Regions from separate parts of the Homo sapiens genome. Here region 1 is linked to region 2. Evidence: chromatin contacts called from ENCODE Hi-C or POLR2A ChIA-PET data. All regions are on one chromosome and are shown on one strand. The core of a region is the stretch at or near the end of the contact, and the rest is flanking DNA. Distances in the headings are between cores, read along the strand shown. Region 1 overlaps ASB1 (ankyrin repeat and SOCS box containing 1). Region 2 overlaps TRAF3IP1 (TRAF3 interacting protein 1).

Region 1 (6,127 bases), core at 200-2,699, 50 kb before region 2:
CCCCAGGCCAGGACGCACAGCTTGTCGGCAGGGCAGCGTCACACAGCTCTCCACGTGGGCATGTACACAGCCATGAGTGAGGTAACCCCTAGGCCGCCCCTCCTAATCCCCAGTGACAGCCCGATGGGAGGAAACAAATCTCACATAGGGCAGGTGTAGGAGCCACCTGACTTAGAAGCCTCATTCTCCACCAAAGCCAATCTCTAAATGACTCCATTTACTTTACTTGTCCTTGTCACTGTACTCAGAGATGACCAAATATACGGCTCTCTATCAGACGTTTAGGGTTCTTCCAGGGCAAGTGCAAACTACCAATCATTTTCACTCTGAACAGGGATCAGTCAATGAGGGGGCCCTGGCTCAGAGTCAGAGTCCTGACAAGGTGAGAAGGCCACCTGGCATGAGAGGTGAGAGCCCAAACAGGTCAGGAGCCATGTATGGGAAGAGGCAGCAAAAGGGGGGCTGGCTGGTGCCACACAGGGGACAACAGGACAACACAGGCAGTATGTGGAGGGCAGGGGAACTGGGTTTCTCACTGGTGAAAGGAGAATAGTAAACGCGAAAGGCAGAAAACTAGGATGAACCTTGTGGCATGAGCCTGGATTAAAGGTAGCCAGGTGAACTCCTGTCCATGTATATAAAGAAATATAAACAGAAATGTGGAATGTACATACAACCTTAGCTTGGTCCAATAGGAGGGCATGAAAACAGTGATACCCCAAAAGCAATAGGCACTCCTAGTGTCCAAATATAGGGTTCTGCACACCATTCTTCACTAAAAGAAACCAGGACTCCTAGGAGAAATGACTTATTCCAGGACTGAGGCAGTCAAAGTGCAAGATGAGCCGAGAATATCTTGTTACAGGAGAAAGTGAGGAGCTGCTCACAGAATGACTAAGGTCATGTTAAAAGGACAGAGATGGCTTGAAGCAGCTCTCAGTAGACAAACTGAGACAATACGAATATCAAAATAAGTAACAATAATAATGAATTATAACTCATTGGATAATATCAGAAACCATGAGTCTATACTAACAAATTAATAAATGAACAAATTAAAAATCTGAGATGAACAGGACATATACATGGTTGTAAAGCACCTCTCCTCAAAATACTACTTACAGAGAGAAAAGGAATAGCTTTACGGGAGCGAAACATGGCAGGCACCACCTTAATCAAATAACGGAAGTGAGTATCGGCAGTAATGGACACACTGCGATCACACGCAGCCTGATAAGAGGGGAATGCGAACACAACCTCCCTTTGCGATTCCTGCCCAAAACGCATGACATGACTCTAATCTGAGTCAACATTAGAGTTGGCACCTGTTTTCTTGAGCTTTCATCAGCCCACACAGTCCCACAATGTCTCACAAGATTCGTCACCACCAAAGTATTTCATTTGTAATAGGAAAGGACAATATGTGGGGAGCAGCGATGACGGGACCAGAACACGCAGGGTGCAGGGAGGACAGAACTGCGTCACCTTCCATGCCGCAATCACAGCGCTCGCCAACAGGTAAGGCCAGCAGCCACGCTTTCTAACCGTCTCCTCAGCACCATCCTGAGTGTCCAGAGAAACGCTCCCCTGGAACCAAAACTGCTGCTTTCAGGAAGCACAGGCCTGAGGACCAGCACACGGACCAACACGCTCACATGACAACGAGGCTTCCACTACAAACACAAACACCACCCACTCTCCAACCAACACACTCACATGACAATGAAGCTTCCACTACAAACACAAACACCACCCACTCTCAAAGACATTCTAGGAGTGACAGGGGAAGTATTCTAAAACACACAGAGCCAACAAGAAATTGATATTTCATTTCATACACCCAACCAATTAAGCAAAGGAAAACTAGATCTCAAGCAGTGATGGTTTTTTTCTGCTTATTCTTAGGGAAAATCTTCCAAAACGTTTGTAATTTTGGGCAATATGACAATCTGGTATTAGCTGAGCTGTGGGAAAGATAGCCCTTCATCCACTCATAAAAATATACTGGATGAGATCCAGTTAATTTTAATCCTGAATATTTTCCAAATTCCTCTATTGCTTTTAATATCACTGGCAAGGAAGCACTGGGAGAACTCAATAAATCAATATAACTTTTGCACATACAGAAATACCACTCTGTACCTTTTTTCTAAAATATGGGCAATACATATCAAGTGAATTTACAAATAACAAAATGGAGGTGACTTACAGAGGGACAGAAAATTGCAACAGTGAAAGATGAGAGCCCTAAGGGGGAACTGGCACAGGGAAGGCAGAAGCTAAGTTATTTCCAGAAAACATCACTGTTCAGTAACTTAACCGTATCACTCTACTATCCAAGTGTCAATTATCTTAGAATTTAGAATATAGAAAACTTTTTAATAGAATAATATATGTTCTTGGTACCACCTTGTGAAAGTAATGTCCCGTGCTCCAGTGAGGGAGTAAGATGTCTTAGTAACGTTTTCGCAAGAAGGGCATCTGTGGCCGGGCGCGGTGGCTCACGCCCGTAATCCCAGCACTTTGGGAGGCCGAGGCGGGCGGATCACAAGGTCAGGAGATCAAGACCATCCTGGCTAACATGGTGAAACCCTGTCTCAACTAAAAATACAAAAAAAATAGCCGGGCATGGTGGTGGGTGCCTGTAGTCCCAGCTACTTGGGAGGCTGAGGCAGGAGAATGGTGTGAACCCTGGAGGCGGAGATTGCAGTGAACCGAGATAGCGCCACTGCACTCCAGCCTGGACGACAGGGTGAGACTCCGTCTCAAAAAAAAAAAAAAAAAATGAAGGGCATCTGTATATGTACTTCTCGGGCAGCCTGCAGGTAACTCAAAGCAGTTGTGCATCATGAATTGACTGAAATACCCAAAGGGCTTTCTGGAACCAACATGGAATTTCACTGATTGATCCTACTCAAAAGCATTTCCAAATTAATAGCTTACATTCTCCAAGGTGCAAAGACAAGGGACTGAAGTAGCTTAGATAATCAGGTTAGAAATCCTTAAAAAGAGGGAAAAAGCCTTGCAGCTTTATCACCCTCTAACATAACAACCTTACCACTCTCATTTCTTTAGCCTCCCAAAAGCCAATTGTGTAGCTATTTAATTTATAAAACCCTTCAACAGGAAAAACATATTCTCAGTACCTAATTTAAAGACCATATTCTGTGCTGGGTAAAGGGAATCCCAGGTCCCTGCTCATCAGAGCCACCCTGGCTGCAGCCTATAACAACAGAACCCTTACCTAATCCTTTTCAATACAGAAAAATTTCCCTGAGAACCAGCTACCTAAACTGCACCCTGTCCAAATGCAGAGCAATTTGGTCTCCAGAGTAAAAGAGGGAAAAAAGCATCTTTGCTGGAAAGAAGTCACTAGAAACATGAAAAATAAAAACAATCTGGTTGAAAAAGAAAAAAAAAAAGGCAACCGTTAGTATGATTAAAATAAGACTGTAGGCCAGGCACTGTGGCTCACGCCTGTAATACCAGCACTTTGGGAGGCCGAGGCGGGCGGATCACGAGGTCAGAAGATCGAGACCATCCTGGCTGACATGGTGAAACCCCATCTCTACCAAAAATACAAAAATTAGCTGGCCATGGTGGTGGGCACCTGTAGTCCCAGCTACTCAGGAGGCTAAGGAAGGAGAACTGCTTGAACCCAGGAGGCGGAGGTTGCAGTGAGCCAAGATCGCGCCACTGCACTCCAGCCTGGGCAACACTGCAAGACTCTGTCTCAAAAAAAATAAAATAAAATAAGACTGTAAACCTAGTATAATGGAAGAGGAAAGAAAAAAACAACATATAAGAAGAAAAGATATCAAATGGAAACAGTTACAAAACAGAAAGATAACAGAAACAGACCCCAACATCAGCTATAGCAATAATGTTCACTGTATTAAAAAGCAAAAACTCCTAGACAAATGGTTCTACACAAGCACAAACAGAACTACTGAAACTCCCTAGGGTTAAAACTAAATATTACATAATGCCATGTAAATGGGCCTTAAATAAAACTAATAGTACTCTTGTTTTGATAGAGCATAATATGTAAGCAGGAACTTTTATGAGTTCAATTAGCATCAAAATTTTCAAAGCAAAACCTATTCAAAGTACAAGGGGAAAAAATGGCAAAATCAAAAATGTGATCAGAGACTAACAGAATTCTTTAAATTTCTGGCAGATCCAATGACAAAAATGTAAAAAAAAAAAAGAGAGAGAGAGTGCTAACCTAACAAAGTATAATATGTAAACAAAACACCCATGGTCATGTACTTGTTTCAAGCATTCACAACAATGTAGTCTGACATTAAAAAATAAGAAGAAGCCAGCATTGTGGTGCACACCTGTAGTGTCAGCTACTAAGGAGGCTAAGGCAGGAGGGTCACTTGAGCCCAGGAGTTTGAGGCTGCAGTGAGCTATGATCACGCCACAGCACTCAAGCCTGGGCAACAAAGTAAGACCCCACCTCAAAAACTAAACAAAAATAATAATAATAATAATTTTTTTACGTCAAAGAATCCCCAAAATGAAAACTATCTGGTCCATATTATCTGAGCATAATACAACAAAAAGCATTATTAAAACCTTATCTTCCATAACTCTAAGAACAAAGAGGAAATCAACTTCAATTAGAGCTATTTAAATAATAAGGAAAAAGCCTAGAGAGGATGGTCAAAACTATAGTAAAAGGTAAATTAACGTTGCAAGTTTGCATTCTTAAGAAAAAATGAATAAGCAGTCAACTCAAAAGGGAAAAAAAACTAAAAATTAGAAAAAGATAAAAGTAAATATAAAGGAACAGGTAAGCCAAAAAACAAAGAGACCTGATAAAGCCAAGAGGCAGCTCTTTACAAAGGCCAGCAAAACAGGCGAGTCATCTAAAGAGCCGAATTCTAAAGACAGAAAAACTGCAAAATACAGAGAAGAAAAATAAAGTGGCTGCAGGAGCCAGGCGAGCTCCACAGTACTGGCCTGATGAGGGCCTTCAGGATGTCTGCCCGGCCCACGCGAGAGGCGTGGTAGACAGGGGTGCTGCGATGGTGCCGGCTTCCGTTGGGGTCCGCGCCAGCTTCGAGAAGGATCTGGGTACTCTCTAGGTGCCCGTTCACCACAGCCACATACAGGGCCGTCTGTCCTTTTACGTCCACCAGATCCACCTCGGCCCCCTTCCGGATGAGGAAGTCCACACAGCTCCCATGGCCTGCAGTGGCCGCGATTCGCAACGGTGTGCAGGGGAGCCAGCCACAGCACCAGACAGACTTCTCGTTGATGCGGCTGCAGGAGGAACACAAGGGGGCTCATGAGAGGCAGCCGCAGGACAGGGACGGGCTGCACTGCCCCCCTCACCCTGGCAGCATGGACACGGTCCCCCTCTGGTTAATAACGCCTCCACCTGGGCTCTGCCTTCTGAAATGCTCTCACACCTTTCCCCTGCGGGACCGGGGCATGGCAGGGCAGGCATTACGAGCCCCATTCCAGAGACAGGAAACTCAAGGCACCTGCAGAATGATCAGCACCAAAACTAAGATCTCTAGTTCTTAGATTTCCTGACTGCCATCTGAAGTGCCTTCCTCTACAAAGGTGGGAAGGGTCTGCCTGGGAGGCAGTGCCAAATGAACAGCGCACTCGCCCGGGAGTCTGGGTAAGAGCCCCTAGGCTGCTCTTCCCCAGTTACCATCTGTGAAGGCTTGAGGCTGGGCCTCTCTAGGCCTCAGCATCCTCACCAGGACTAGGTGACTATGTAGGCCCCCAACCTCTAACACTGCACAAATGATGGCCTGAAGGAATCACTAAGGTGGCACGGGGGCTACACCCCTGGCCAAGAGCGGCAGAGGAACCTGTCCAGACTCAGCTCTCGGCAGATGTCACAATCAGACTGCAACTGCCTGCCCCACCCACCGACCCAGCAAGGCAGCGACCGCAACGGGTTCACAGCGAGCTCCCAGTGTCACTGAGAACAAAGCTCAGAGGCCCAGAGCACCAAACCAGGGCCCAGGAACATGCAGGGGAAGCAGCTCCCAAGCCAGCCCTCGGGGCTCCTCCGCCAGCTGCGCCTAGGCTCTGACTGCCCAGGAAAGTCGAGGAACACTCCAGGAACTCATCACCAAAGAAGCAAATAGCAATGGGA
Region 2 (6,695 bases), core at 1,775-4,274:
ACTTATCCAAACAAATGAAAATTCATGTTTATAGAAAAACCTGTATACAAATGCATGCGGATGCTTTAATCAAAGTAGCCACAAACTGGAAACAACCCCCGTGTCCTTCGATAGGTAATTGGTTAACTAAACTGTGGTGCATCCACACCAGGGAAAACTATCTACCAATAAAAAGGAACAGACTGGCCAGGCATGGTGGCTCATGCCTGCAATCCCAGCACTTTGGGAGGCTGAGGCAGGCAGATCACCTGAGGTCAGGAGTTCGAGACCAGCCTGACCAACATGGCAAAACCCCATCTATACTAAAAATACAAAGTTAGCTGGGCGCGGTGGCGCATGCCTGTAATCCCAGCTACTCGGGAGGCTGAGGCAGAAGAATCCCTTGAACCCGGGTGGGGGGGCGAGGTTGCAGTGAGCCGAGATCACGCCATTGCACTCCAGCCTGGGCAACAAGAGCAAAACTCCGTCTCAAGAAAAAAAAAAAAGGAACAGACTGCTAATCCATGGAACAAACTGGATGGCCCTCAGAGGATTAGGAATAAGAAAAGTGAATCCCAAGAGGTTACATGCTGTAGGATTCCTTTTACACAAGATTCTGGAAAGACAAAGTTACAGAAATGGAGAACTGATGGTGGTAGCTGGGGGTGAAGGAAGAGTTCGAGGTGGGGGAAGAGGGTGTGGCTATAAAAAGGCAACAAGAGGGATCTTTGAGGTGATACAAATGTTCTGGATCCTGTTTCATTGTCAATATCCTGGTTGACAATGTACTATGGTTCTGTAAGATGTTATCACTGGGGGAAAGTGGGCAAAAGGCATACAGTATATCTCTATTATTTCTTTTTCTACTATTTTTTCTTTACAGGGTTTCACTGTGTTGCCCAGGCTGAACGCAAACTCCTGGGCTCAAGCGATTCTCCTGCCTCAGCCTGCCAAAGTAGCTGGGGCTACAGGCACGTGCCACCACACCTGGGCGTCTATTATTTCTTATAACTGGATATGAATCTATGGTTATATCAAACGTTTAATTTCTAAAAGGCTATATAAAATGCCTTTAAATTAAGACGCTAAATGACTGAAATGAATTCAATAAAATAAGCTACTTCCCAAGAGAAAAATATATTGTCTTTATTATACACAAATTAGTAAATGTCTCATTGACTTAGTTAAGAAATTCAAACTTCTATTAAAACCCATTCATAATGACTATCAAGTAATTCCTGTGCATTTGGCATCGTGTTAACTCTAATATAAAAATGTTTAGGGCATGGACCTTAAGGTAGGAGACTAATATAAACAAATATCTTACAAAATTGGAGAGTTACAATGTAGAAAAAGACACTAAGAGGTAATCTGGCCAAACTCCTCATATTTCTATTGCACAGGACCAAGCAGAATTTGGAACACTAATCTTAAAGCTTATAATTTATGTTTAAGAGATTAAGACTTTAAAATAAGTACACTTGGGCTGGGATTGTGATAGTCAGGACAGGTTTTATTATTAGCATAAAGGCACTGGAATACATTGCTGCAAAACACCAACACTCTGGCAATTTTCAAGCTTTCATTTAACACAGCAGGGGCAGCGTGAACGCATCAAGCCGTGATTATTTGCTTTAAAAAGCACACCTCTCTGATGACAGACCTCGAGTTATATGTTGCTCATGTAGATATATCAACAATTTTCCAGATAAAAACAACCTTGTTTTTAAAGACTTTTAATCCAATAGTAGTTTGAGGATCTATTACCCCCACACAGGAATTAGATGACTGCCCCTGCTGTGTTAATTATTGAAAATCTGTCATGGCTGGGTGTGTTGGCTCATGCCGGTAATCCCAGCAATTTGGGAGGCTGAGGTGGGCAGATCACTTGAGGCCAGAAATTTGAGACCAGCCTGGCCAACATGGTGAAACCCTGCCTCTACAAAAAAAATACAAAAATTACCAAGGCGTGGTGGTGCACACCTGTAGTCCCAGCTCCTCAGGAGGCTAAGCAGGGAGGATTGCCTGAGCCCAGGAGGAGAAGGTTGCAGTGAGCCAAGACTGTGCCACTGTACTCCAGCCTGGGCAACAGAGCGAAACCCTTTTTTCTCAAAAAAGAAAAAAGAAAAGAAAAGGAAAGGAAATCTGTCATTACACAAAATATGACCTAAAACCACCTAGACCATAGGAGGATTCGGGGGCAGCAGGACCCGCAGTCAGTGCCTTGTGGTTCCAGGGGCTGGTACAACCCAGCCTCACCACCTCCTAACTTTATGACCTTGGAATGACCTCTCTGTACCTCAGCTTCCTCACAAGAAAATGGAAATAATAATATTTATCCTTCAGGTAACATTAAATGGGATAATATAAAGTAAGCAGTTCAGTGCCTCACACATAGTAAACCCTCAAGTAGATGTTAACCATTATCGTAAATTTATTCCCCAGAAAGAAGCAAGTTGCAAGTGCCCCCAGGACAAGGCATGGGTGCTTTTTCCTGTGCACTGATACAGTTATTTTACCTCCTGTCAACTTGTTGGCTATGAAACATTCTTAGCCAGGCATGTTTGGAATACTTTAGCGCACAGTGAAAAAAGTATTTATAGATATTATCAGCACCACCTAACAAGCTGTCATGTCCAGGCAAGTTCTTTCATTAAAATGTAATTTACCTTCCTCATCGACACACTTCCTTCTCCATCTCCATTTTAAGAATATAAATAACCCACAGCTATGAAATTCATCTCAAAGCTCTTTTCTCCGCTGAAAGGTTGGTGATCCTGAGCTCAGAGGAAGTCTGCTGTGAACATCGCAGAACCACCCACGGCACCTTTTTGTGGCACCCTCACCATGGATCCAGTGTCTAAAGGCAGTTTCTCCAAGTTAGGCAAACAGAGAGGTGGCAGCCCACGTGTGTTTCAAGGGGACACAAAGTCACCCCTCTTGTCCCCTCCTGCCTCCTACCTGGCTGGCCTCCCTTTTCCTGCGGGCTAAAGACTGTTTACTCAGCTGCCTTCTGGCAGGAAGGCCTCTGGCAAGGCAGCTCAGCGTTGGGCCACTTCATGTGCTCACGTGCGCACACACTTTTCAGAAAATGCTTCCAAGATTTCTCAAGCGAACAGTTATTTCTGGGACTATTTTATTTGCATTTTACCACACACACACTTGTCCTCAGAAACATGGGCATTTGCACTTCTAGTGATTTTTAAATTTATAGTTATTGATTATAAGTCATATAAATACACATTATTGACCTTAGAGATTTATTTGAATTTCAACTGCAATCCTTCAAGAGAATTATTACTATTATTATTATTATTATTATTATTATTATTTGAGATGGAGTCTCACTCTGTCACCCAGGCTGGAGTACAGTGGTGCAATCTCAGCTCATTGCAACCTCCACCTCCCAGGTTCAAGAGATTCTTCTGCCTCAGCCTCCCAAGTAGTTGAGATTACAGGTGCCTGCTACCACATCTGGCTAATTTCTGTATTTTTAGTAGAGATGGGGTTTCACCATGTTGGTCAGGCTGGTCTTGAACTCCTGACCTCAAGTGATCTACCCACCTTGGCCTCCCAAAGTGCTGGGATTACAGATGTGAGCCACTGCACCCGGCCAAAAGTATTATTTTTAAAATATCTTAAAATAAAATTTAAAAAATGAAGATGGAAATAATAGACACTGAGTACTCCAAAATGCGGGAGGGTTGGGAGGGGGAGGGTTGAAAAATTACCCACTGGGTGCAACATTCACTACTGGGTGATGGGTACACGAGAAGCCAAGTCCCTACCCATTAACAAGCATGCCCATGTACCCCCAAATCTAAAACAAAATAAAATGTAAAAAAAAATGTCTCAGAAGTCTGGTCTTTAATGCTGCCAGAAGTCCCTCTCGGAAGCAGGATCCAGGGCACATGGGAATGGAGGCCTCTGACCGCTGCCCTGCCCCGCTGCTGGATGTGACTGCTCAGCCACACTCCTGAGCAGAGCTCTACCCGACATTAAGCAAACCCAATAAACAAAAGCCTGATTAATTGTAGGGTGGGGAGGTGGGCAATAAATCAAAAGAGTATGTATTTGCTTCAAATAACATACTCTCTCATGACCTCAGGAATTGATTTATATGCAACCTGTCAAAAGTTTGTTTTCTAGGCTGGGCGCAGTGGCTCACGCTGTAATGCCAGCACTTTGGAAGGCCAAGGCGGGCAGATGGCTTGAGCCCAGGAGTTTGAAACCAGCCTGGACAACGTGGTGAAACTCCATCTCTATAAAAAATTATCCAGGCATAGTGGTGCATGTTTGTGGTCCTGGCTACCTAGGAGGCTGAGGTGGGAAGATTGCTTGAGCCCAGGATGCAGAGGTTACAGTGAGCCAAGATGATGCCCTTGAGCCCAGGAGGTCGAGGATGTAGTGAGCTGAGATCACGCCATTGCACTCCAGCCTGGGCAACAGAGCAGGACTCTGTCTCAAAAAAAAAAAAAAAAAAAAAAGTTGTGTTCTTCATAAACAGAGGAATACCTGCATTCAATTTACAAAAGAAAAGCACAGAATGACTGAATAATTATTCTAAGTGTCCTGTTCATCCAGAAATATTCCATCACCAAACTTCTTCATAAACCATATGTTCATCTCGAATGTAGGTCAAGTTGGATCCCTTGAACACACAAGCAAAACAGCCTGCAAACACATCCTTTTTTTTTTTTTTTTTTGAGACAGGGTCTCCCTCTGTCCCTCAGGCTGGAGTGCAGTGGCGCGATCTCAGCTCACTGCAACTTCCGCCTCCCCAGTTCAAGTGATTCTCCTGCCTCAGCCTCCCGAGTAGCTGGGATTATAGGCACGCATCATCACGCCAGGCTAATTTTTGTATTTTTTGTAGAGACGTGGTTTCACCATGTTGACCAGGCTAGTCTTGAACTCCTGACCTCAAGTGATCCACCCACCTTGGCCCCCACAAAGTGTTGGGATAACAGGCATAAGCCACCGGACCCGACTAATTTTTTGAGACAGAGTCTTGTTCTGTCACCCAGGCTGGAATGCAGTGGTGCAATCACAGCTCACTGCAGCCTTGGACTTCTAAGCTTAATAATCCTTCCATCTCAGCCTCCCAAGTAGCTGGGATACAGGTGTGCACCACCATGCCTGGCTAATTTTTTTAATTTTTTACTTTTGCAGAAACAAGGTCTTGCTATGTTGCCCAGGCTGGTCTTGAACTCCTGGCCTCAAGTGATCCTCCTCTTTAGATCTCAAAGCATTGGGATTACAGGCATGAGCCATCATGCCCAGCCTCAAAATTATGTTTAAGAATCAACCATGTTACATGTATTTTGTTCATTTGCGTTTCTGAATAGTGTTTTATTATATGAATGAAATACCACTATTCATCCATTCTGCCACTGACGGACAACATTTGGGTTATTTTTTTTGTCTAGGGCTATTACAAAAAAATACAACTCTGAATAATCTTATATATGTCCCAATAGAGATGAGCACGTGACTGTCGGGTATGCAACAGGAAGTGGCATTACTGGGTCAAAGGGTGTGTGTTCTCAACTTTATGATGTAATGCCAAACCGTTTTCATATAGTTTTAGAAATTTACATCAACTATTTTTCATTAATCACTATCTTATTTCTAGGCTATAAAGGAAGCTTTAGCTCTACTCCCATGCCATTTCTACAATCTGACAACTGAAGATAATAACTACTGAACTGTTATCTGGCAGCAGCTAGAAAACTGCTACTCCAAGTCAGGAATAGGCTGTTAAAAGGAGCCTTCCAAATAACAGACCGCTGCTCATTAGACGAATTACTTACATCTACTTACACATGGGTGGTAAGCCTTTAGCATGGATGTATGAGAAGCTGGACAGGATGAGGGCTAACTGCCCAGACCGGGGCCCAACAGATCTGGGGTAGCTCCTACCTTTGGGACTTACTGTCTGTATCATCTTGGACTAGGTAACTTTTGTGCCTCATTTTCCTAACCTAGCAAATGGGTGTAACGCCTGTCTCATCTGTAGGTGACTGTATTAAATAAAACATGCAATTCCTTAGTCATGGTAAGTGCTCTATAAATGTTAGCTGTTAGAATAATTATATTGTCTATAATGAATAATTATTAATGGTAAATTTCTATAGGAGAAAAAATGCATACAGAGCAAAATATCATTAAATGTTAGCTACTTTTACAGATAAACGTGAATGGCCTTGGAAGATGAATGAGAAACCCTCTTAGAATTATGTGTTAAGCCAGCGTAAGTGAGCTTGGCATGAGCCCCAATGGGTCACTGTGGTCAAGGCAAAAGATCAGAACACAAAACAGAGAAATCTTCAAACTGGCCTTTCTGATGGACCTTAAAATGGTCTGAAAATTGATTTTATGAGTTGGGTTATTCTTGTCATACCCAACTAAACCAGAGATAGGGTTGAGGGGAAAAAGCACTCAGGGCATCTGCTTCAAGAGTTAAATTTTGGCCGGGCTCAGTGGCTCACGCTTGTAATCCCAGCACTTTAGGAGGCCCAGGTGGGCAGATCACCTGAGGTCAGGAGTTCAAGACCAGCCTGGTCAACATGGTGAAACCCCGTCTCTACTAAAAATACAAAAATTAGCCAGGCATGGTGGCGCACACCTGTAGTCCCAGCTACTTGGGAGGCTGAGGCAGGAGAATCGCTTGAACCTGGGAGGCGGAGGTTGCAGTGAGCCAAAATCACACCACTGCA

Evidence for each region. Hi-C counts contacts between places; a loop is a spot of excess contacts on that map. ChIA-PET counts read pairs that join two places held with the same protein, here RNA polymerase II (POLR2A). Pooled maps may share reads with other maps.
Region 1: a loop to region 2 is called in a map of heart right ventricle, with 1.9 times the contacts of the local background. The contact joins two enhancer-like sites. A Hi-C loop is called at or near these places in 6 of 168 maps with a recorded cell type or tissue (OCI-LY7, gastrocnemius medialis, heart right ventricle and 3 more), 1 of 37 single-sample maps with no recorded cell type and 3 of 50 pooled maps. POLR2A ChIA-PET finds 5 or more read pairs at or near these places in 4 of 52 experiments (BJ, HepG2, MCF 10A and 1 more).

The regions. Positions count from the first base shown.
Region 1 is chr2:238,434,858-238,440,984 of GRCh38, reverse strand. It overlaps ASB1 (ankyrin repeat and SOCS box containing 1), which reads right to left. Exons shown (of 5, transcript NM_001040445.3): 3 at 4,972-5,274. Among named protein-coding and RNA genes, the nearest start is that of ASB1, 11 kb to the right of the region's middle. RefSeq lists enhancers at 1-47, 48-549, 762-1,961. Within about 2 kb of position 1,449, at least 15 of the 41 ENCODE cell types and tissues checked have a DNase peak (open chromatin) inside an H3K27ac peak, as active enhancers do; they include gastrocnemius medialis, where a contact is called at or near this core.
Region 2 is chr2:238,386,365-238,393,059 of GRCh38, reverse strand. All of the region lies in intron 15 of TRAF3IP1 (TRAF3 interacting protein 1), which reads right to left. Among named protein-coding and RNA genes, the nearest start is that of ASB1, 37 kb to the left of the region's middle. Within about 2 kb of position 3,024, at least 13 of the 41 ENCODE cell types and tissues checked have a DNase peak (open chromatin) inside an H3K27ac peak, as active enhancers do; they include gastrocnemius medialis, where a contact is called at or near this core.